Regions from separate parts of the Homo sapiens genome. Here region 1 is linked to region 2. Evidence: read pairs that join two places in POLR2A ChIA-PET (ENCODE). Cell type or tissue: Panc1. All regions are shown on one strand.

Region 1 (4,000 bases), 230 kb before region 2:
GGCACGGGGGCAGGCAAGGGGGCAGGCAAGGGGGCAGGCACGGAGGCAGGTATGGAGGCAGGTATGGAGGCAGGCATGGAGGCAGGCATGGGGGCAGGCATGGGGGCAGGTACGGGGGCAGGTACGGGGGCAGGCACGGAGGCAGGCACGGAGGCAGGTATGGGGGCAGGCATGGGGGCAGGCATGGGGGCAGGCATGGAGGCAGGTATGGGGGCAGGCACGGAGGCAGGTATGGGGGCAGGCACGGAGGCAGGCATGGAGGCAGGCATGGGGGGCAGGCATGGAGGCAGGTATGGAGGCAGGTATGGGGGCAGGCATGGGGGCAGGTAAGGAGGCAGGCATGGAGGCAGGTAAGGAGGCAGGCATGGGGGCAGGTATGGGGGCAGGCATGGAGGTTTTGCCCAGCTTCTCCAGTACGACCTTCCCTCACCAAAGCCAACCTGGTTGCCATCACCTCTGAGTGGCCACACCTGAGCCCTTGTGGCTCAGCCAGCCAGCTGGTGACTGCCTGGTTACACAAACATTTTCCTTCATGGAAGACAGCAATTTGTCCTCCTTCGATGGATCCTTGTTGTCGAGCTGGACTTGCGTTTCCATCCTCCCTCTGCACTTCCAATCAGGGTCTCACTGAAGGGCACCTGTTGGGTGTCCTACAGGACATTGCCTCCTGCCGAGAAGCTCATGCTTCTGTGAAGGCTGCAGAGGTGTGAAACAGTGGGCCAGGCCAGACACAGTGGCTCTCGCCTATAATCCCAGCACTTTGGGAGGCTGAGGCAGGTGGATCACCTGAGGTCCGAGGTTCAAGATCAGCCTGGCCAACATGGTGAAACCCCATCTCTACTAAAAATATAAAAATTAGCTGGGCATGGTGGCAGGTGCCTGTAGTCCCAGCTACTCAGGAGGCTGAGGCAGAAGAATCACTTGAACCTGGGAGGTGGAGGCTGCAGTGAGCCGAGATCATGCCACTGCACTCCAGCCTGGGCAACAGAGTGAGACTCCATCTCAAAAACATAAAGAACAAAAAAACCAACAACAACAACAACAACAATGAACAGTGGGCCGGTCCCTGTGGGGCTCATTGGACTTTCCTTATACCCATGACCCTGGGTTAGGTGGTCTCTGCATGGTGAACTGCCCTGGCAGCCAAGTCACACCACCTTGGAAGCCTGCAGATCTGCAGAAGGGGGCATATGCTCTGTGCCAGTAACAACATGTGATACGGCCGGGTGTGGTGACTCCGTGACTGAAATCCCAGCACTTTGTGAGGCCAAGGTGGGAGGATTGCTTGAGCACAGGAGTTTAAGACCAGCCTGGGCAATGTAGTGAGACCCCGTCTCTAAAAAAAAAAAAATTAGCCAGGTGTAGTGGCACACACCTGTAGTCTCAGGTACTTGGGCAGCTGAGGTGGGTGGATCACCCGAGCCTATAAGGTCAAGGCTGCAGTTAGCCATGATCACACCACTGCACTCCAACCTGGGCGACAGAGCAAGACCTTGTCTCAAAAAAACACATGATGCTGTTTCTCCTGGAGTCAGTGTCCATGGGTCTGGGAGCCAGTGCAGGGAGTGGCACATCCTTGGTCCTCAGGGGAGGACTGGATCCATCAGGAGGTTAAAAAATGATTCCTCTGAAGTGGAAGCTGAGACTGTCACCACCACTGAGAAAACAGATGATAAAATATGAGTCATTATGGTGTGACCCTGAGTCTCAAAGGGAAATGGAAGCTGCTGTTGAGCAGAGATAGGGAGGATCTGAAGAGCCCAGGGTGGGGTGGGATCATCTGAGATGCGTCCTGGTTCCCCCATGCCCAGTGGTGAAGTCAGTGGAGAAACCTCACCCTTGATGGGCAAACACACAAGGGTTCAGGTTCTTCCTGAATAAAAGTCTGTGTCCTGAATGAATCCTCTAGCTGCAGTGCCTGTGCTGGCTAAATGCAAAAGGAACTTAGGTAGAGCTGGAGAGAAATACTGCCCTCGGGACCAACAGGATGGGAAGCCCCTTGGTGGGGCCTGTGGAGGGACTTGGGGGCTGGCCTGGAGCAGTCAGAGGGAGCCTGGCCAGACTCGTCCAACCCCTCCTGGAGTCACCCATGACCCCAAGTCCTTCCAGCCTTTCTTTCCTCCTTCTCCAGCCCCAGGGGCCTGGCTCTCTCTTTCTGTAGGAAAGGACAGGGCCATTGGCCCTAGATAATAGTTTGGTCTGGTTCCTTCTTTCCAGAGAACCCTACTACCTTGAGGAGGACGCCCCACTGCCCCTTTCAGAAGTGGCACCGAGTGGTGTCAGAGCCTGGGTCTATAGCCTACTGCCTGGATTCCTGTTCCAGCTTCCAGCACAATCACTTACTAGGATTGTGTGTGTGCACATGGCTGTGCATGTGTGTGCCCAAGTGCAAGTTACTTAGCCTTTCTATGGCCTTAGTTTCCTCCCCTATAAAGAAAGAAAAACACCATCTAATTATTATTATTTGAGTCAGAGTCTCGTTCTGTGACCCAGGCTGTGCGGTGGCGTGATCTCAGCTCACTGCAACCTCTGCCTCCCAGTTCAGGTGATTCTCCTGCCTTAGCATCCGAGTAGCTGGGATTACAGGCACACGCCACCATGCCCAGCTAATTTTTATATTTTTAGTAGAGATGGGGTTTCACCATGTTGGCCAGGCTGGTTTTGAACTCCTGACCTCAGGTGGTCCGCCCACCTCGGCCTCCCAAAGTGCTGGGATTACAGGCATGAGCCACCGCGCCCTGCCAAATTCTTGAGTTGTTGTCAAAATTAATTGTAGAACTAAAGCCATACAGCTTCTAGAAGAAAACCGGAGAAAATCTTAGCAACCTGGGGGTAGGCAACGCTTTCTTTCTTTTGTTCTTTTTTTTTTTTTTTTTTTTTTGAGATGGAGTCTTGCTCTGTTGCCCAGGCTGGAGTACAATAGTGGGATCTCAGCTCACTGCAACCTCCACCTCCGGGTTCAAGCTGTTCTCCTGCCTCAGCCTCCTGAGTAGCTGAGATTACAGGCGCCCACCACCACACCCAGCTGATTTTTGTATTTTAGAAGAGACGGGGTTTCACCTTGTTGGCCAGGCTGGTCTTGAACTCCTGATCTCAGGTGATCTGCCCACCTCGGCCTCCCAAAATGCTGGGATTACAGACATGAGCCACCGAGCCCGGCCAGCAACTGTTTCTTAGACTGGACACAGAAAGCAATAACCATTAAAAAATGATAAATTTGACTTCATCATAATTTCAAACTTCTATCATCAAAAGTCATCACTAGGCCGGCCACGGTGGCTCACGCCTGTAATCCCAGCACGTTGGGAGGCCGAGGCAGGTGGATTGCTTGAGGTCAGAAGTTCGAGACCACCCTGGCCAACATGGTGAAACCCTGTCTCTACCAAAAATACAAAAATTAGCTGGGCGTGGTGGCGCACATCTTGTAATCCTAGCTATTTGGGAGGCTGAGGCAGGGGAATTGCTTGAACCCAGGAGGCGGAGGTTGCAGTGAGCTGAGATCGTGCCACTGCACTCCAGCCTGGGTGACAGAGTGAGACTCTGGCTCAAAAAAAAAAAAAAAAAAAAGTCATCACTGAGAAAATGATTAGACAAGCCACTTTGCTTGACAAAAGATTTGTTTCCAGAATATAAAGAACTTCTTTTTTTTTTCTTTTTTTTTTACAATCTTGCTCTGTCACCCAGGCTGGAGTACAGTGGCATGATCTCAGCTCACTGCAGTCTCTGCCTCCCGGGTTTAAGCGATTCTCATGGCTCAGCCTCCCAATTAGCTGGGATTGCAGGTGTGGTCTGCAATGCCTGGCTAATATTTGTATTTTTATTAGGTTGGTGCAAAAGCAATTGTGGTTTTTGTCATTTGTAAGTAATGTAACAGTAGAGACAGGGTTTTGCCATGTTGGCCAGGCTGGTCTCAAACTCCTGGCCTCAAGTAATCTGCCTACCTCGGCCTCCCAAAGTGTTGGCATTACAGGCATGAGCCACCGTGACTGGCCAGAATATA
Region 2 (4,000 bases):
ACCCTCGCTCCTCTCCTGGCTACTAGCTCTGGCCCTGCACCTACTCTCACTGGCCACCTCTGGAGGCTCTGCCTTTCCCAAGGGCCCTGGCAGAGGGTGGGGCACTGCACCTTACCCCACCCATCCATGCCAGCACTTCTGCACTACGGCCATTCTCCTCTTGGGCGCTCCTCAGCCTCACTGTGACCTTTCTGCCAGAGCTCCCAGCCAGGCCTACTCTGCTGAGGTGGCGCTTCCTGCTAAGGGCCCTTCTCTGCCCTTTCTGCCCTCCTTCCCATCCCACATGCTGAGCCGCCACAAAGACCAAAGAAGTGATGGCTTTTCTCTGTCCCCTGCTGCTCTGAGGGGAGAGGGGTGGGTCTCCTGAGCCACTCAGATGGGAAAGTCCCTTACTCGGCCCCTCCCTCCCCAGCAGCCCCAAGCTTTACACTGGATGCAGCGATCAACCCACCACTCACCAGGCCTCTCCTCCCCTCTGCCCCCGGCTCTTAGCTCCAGCTGCTCCAGGTAGTTGGTTCATCCTTCCCCCTCTCTCCCTCCCTGCTTCCCCTTCAGTGCTTACTTGGCTCCAGCCCTCCAGCTGCAGCCCCTGGGGAAAAGCAGCCTCCCTTCTCCTCTCCCTCCACTCCCTCGCTCCCTCCCTCAGCCCCTGTCTCTGCCAGGTGCCTCCTCTCAGTCAGGCTTCAGAGCAGCCCTGGAGACAGGAGGGCCATGTTAAAAGCTTTTTCACAGTTTTAAGAAGACAAGTGGAGGGTGAGGATAGTGGTGGGGGGTCTGGCACCATCTCATTGCTTTAATCCCAGCAACACAGGTGGCAGCTTCTCCCCCTTCCTTCCCACCCCAGTCCCTCTTCCCACCCCTCTCTTCTAGCTTGGTAATGAAGTATATTTATTGGTGAAGGAAACAGCTGCTGCTGCTTCTCCTGCTGCTGGGACCTGCTCCCCTGTCTCTTCTCCGTGACCTTTCTCTAGCCAGGGAGAAGGGAGAGCAGGAGTATTGGGGCTGGGCCCTGGGGCCCAAGGACCAGCTGGGTCCCCTTTGCTTTCTTGTGTTCCAGCCACCTGCCATTTCCTCCCTGCCTCCCACCCTCCCTCCCTGCCCCCTGTCCTGCTTCCCACCCCCTGCCTGCCCAGCCTGGGCCCTGCAGTGTGGAGAGACACATAAGCCTTACTGTCCTCTGGGGGCAGGAGCCGAGCCTTTTTGTTGCTCCGCTCCCAGGAGAGTGAGGGTGACGCAATTGATTAAAACCATTTTGTTCTAGGTGTGGCTGGTGGCATTTGTGGGGTGCAGATGGGTCTTGGAACCAAAGTGAGGGCACCTGGTCCCTCACCTCTGTAGCTCTATGACTTAGTAACCACACCTCTACTGGACAGAATGAGGCCTGCCTTGAAGGGTCACCGTGAGCAGCGGCCACCCAGCCCAGCAGGGCTGAGTGCAGAGCCCAGCTCTCATGGCTGTGATTTGTAATCATCAGCTTTCACTCTCTGGCTGTTTTCTCATCAGTAAAATAAGGGACTTGGAATCTTAGTGGTTTTTCAAACCATTTTACATTGTGACCCAATATACACATGATTACTTGTAGATATGTGTGTGTGTATATATATATAAAAAAAATGAACAAAAGTTTTACACAATAATATTTACCCTTGCTACATGCAGTGTACTCTGCTTACCCTTCTGTTTTATTAGGGAAAAAAATATGGCTATAACCCACTAAATTGATTTCACATATGCAAGTTTTTGAAGTGCCCTGGATTAGATAATCTCTTAGACTATAGGTTCCTGAACTTTCTTAGCTCACAGCACCATTACCATCTCAGTAATTTTTTCATGGAGCCTCTAAGCCAAAAGAAATAACAGTTCAATTTATTAAGTAGTTAAGTCCAAATCACTTAAAAAGTATTTATGTCCTAACAAGTTAGTTGCCATTTAAAAAATAATACACCTGAATTGGAAGAAACAATATTTATTTCATTCTTTTTTTTTTTTTTTTTTTTTGAGACGGAGTCTTGCTCTGTTGCCCAGGCTGGAGTGCAGTGGCATGATCTCAGCTCACTGCAACCACCGCCTCCCGGGTTCAAGTGATTCTCCTACCTCAGCCTCCCAAGTAGCTGGGATTACAGGCATGTGCCACCATGCCCAGCTATTTTTTTTTTTTTGCATTTTTATTTATTTTTTATTTTTTATTTTTTTTTTGAGACAGTTTCGTTTTTGTCGCCCAGGCTGGAGTGCAATTGTGCAATTGCGGCTCACTGCAACCTCCGCCTCCTGGGTTCAAGCGATTCTCCTGCCTCAGCCTCCCAAGTAGCTGGGATTACAGGTGCCCGCCACCACACCCAGCTAATTTTTTGTATTTTTAGCAGAGATGGGGTTTCACCACCTTGGCCAGGCTGGTCTCAAACTCCTGACCTCAGGTGATCTGCCCGCCTCAACCTCCCAAAGTGCTGGGATTACAGGTGTGAGCCACCGCGCCCAGCCTTCATTCTTAAACAACTGCAATTACTAATGGGATCTATGCTGCCCATTGGGCACTGAACAACTTGTTAAATTTTCTAATCAAAGCAAACACTGCTGCCTTCATTTCCTGTCCCACATTGATTTTCATTTGCTTTTTATCACAGCAACCACTAAAGACCCAGCTTCTTTTTTTTTTTTTTTTTTTTTTTTGAGGCGGAGTCTTGCTCTGTTGCCCAGGCTGGAGTGCAGTGGTGCGATTTCGGCTCACCGCAAGCTCCACCTTCTGAGTTCATGCCATTCTCCTGCCTCAGCCTCCTGAGTAGCTGGGACTACAGGCAGCTGCCACCAGACCTGGCTTATTTTTTATGTTTTTAGTAGAGATGGGGTTTCACCACGTTAGCCAAGATGGTCTCGCTCTCCTGACCTTGTGGTCCACCCGCCTCGGCCTCCCAAAGTGCTGGGATTACAGGCATGAGCCACTGCGCCCGGCCAAGACCCAGCTTCTTAAAGATGACATCATCAAAAGGATTGTGGCATAATGTAATAATGGAACTGTGAACTACCTTGAGCTAATAGTTCTCTCATTAGCCAAAGATGTTGAATATCTTTCAAAATATCCTACTTTGCCCCCTGTGAATTTGCTGTGGGTGCCCTCAGGCACCTTGATGCACAGTTGGGGAACTATGGTTTAGTCTGTGGGAATAGCAGTTCCACTACTGAAACTACTGAGAGGTCCTGCCGGAAACACAATAGGTGGTATTATAAAACAGATACTGTGGGCTGGTATCATTCCTCTGTGTACCCAAATTAACGTCTGCAGAAGCTTCTTGAAGGCATTTCCAGACCAGACAAAGGAAGGACAATGTTCCAGACCAGGGAGTAGTGCAGAGTCTCAGGTTCCTTCATGAACCCTGAGTGACTCCATCTGGCTGGATTGTAGAGGGTAGACTGGAGGAGCAGTCAAACTGAAGGACTTCCTATGGCTGGTGAGAGACCACAGACTCAATCCTGTAGGCAAGGGAGGCATTGGAAGACTTCACGAGGGTCTCCATTTCATTTGGAGTTGGTACTCCATTTTTTAAAAAATTAATAGCCTTTACTTTCTAGAGCAGTTTTAGGCTTACAGAAAATTGAGCAGATAGTATAATGAGTTTCATATAACCCTCTTTCCCCAGCTCAATTTTCCCAATTATTAACATCTTGCATTAGTGTGTTGTTGTAATTAATGAACCAATATTGATACATTATGATAACTGAAGTCCATAGTTTACATTACGGTTCACTCTTTGTGTTGCAAAGTTCTATGGGTTTTGACAAATGCATGTCTCGTATCCACCATTACATTGTCATACAGAATAGTTTCACTGTTCTAAAAGCACCTTGTCCTCCACGTATTCAGCCCTCATTAGCATCCCCCCAAAAAAGTACTTAGGAATAAATCTAACAACATATGTACAAGGTTTGTATGAGCAAAACTACAAAACTGATAAAAGAAACCAAGGAAGATCAAGTAAATGGAGAGATGGTCCATGTTCACGGATAG

What was found. ChIA-PET counts read pairs that join two places held together with the same protein. Peaks named below come from ENCODE experiments on the same cell type or tissue, not always from the same donor. Only the 100,000 strongest peaks of a DNase experiment are listed, where the experiment ranks them.
Region 1: POLR2A ChIA-PET joins it to region 2 with 6 read pairs; 3 of 35 experiments call an interaction of 5 or more read pairs at or near these places.

What each region holds. Positions count from the first base shown.
Region 1 is chr1:27,072,694-27,076,693 of GRCh38, forward strand. No RefSeq gene overlaps it. Among named protein-coding and RNA genes, the nearest start is that of TENT5B, 62 kb to the left of the region's middle. In Panc1, no CTCF peak of the experiment used is centred here; a DNase peak (open chromatin) is centred at 1,916.
Region 2 is chr1:27,306,983-27,310,982 of GRCh38, forward strand. It overlaps WDTC1 (WD and tetratricopeptide repeats 1), which reads left to right. Exons shown (of 16, transcript NM_001276252.2): 16 at 1-1,654. Among named protein-coding and RNA genes, the nearest start is that of TMEM222, 13 kb to the right of the region's middle. RefSeq lists enhancers at 274-799, 800-1,325, 1,326-1,850. In Panc1, no CTCF peak of the experiment used is centred here; no DNase peak of the experiment used is centred here.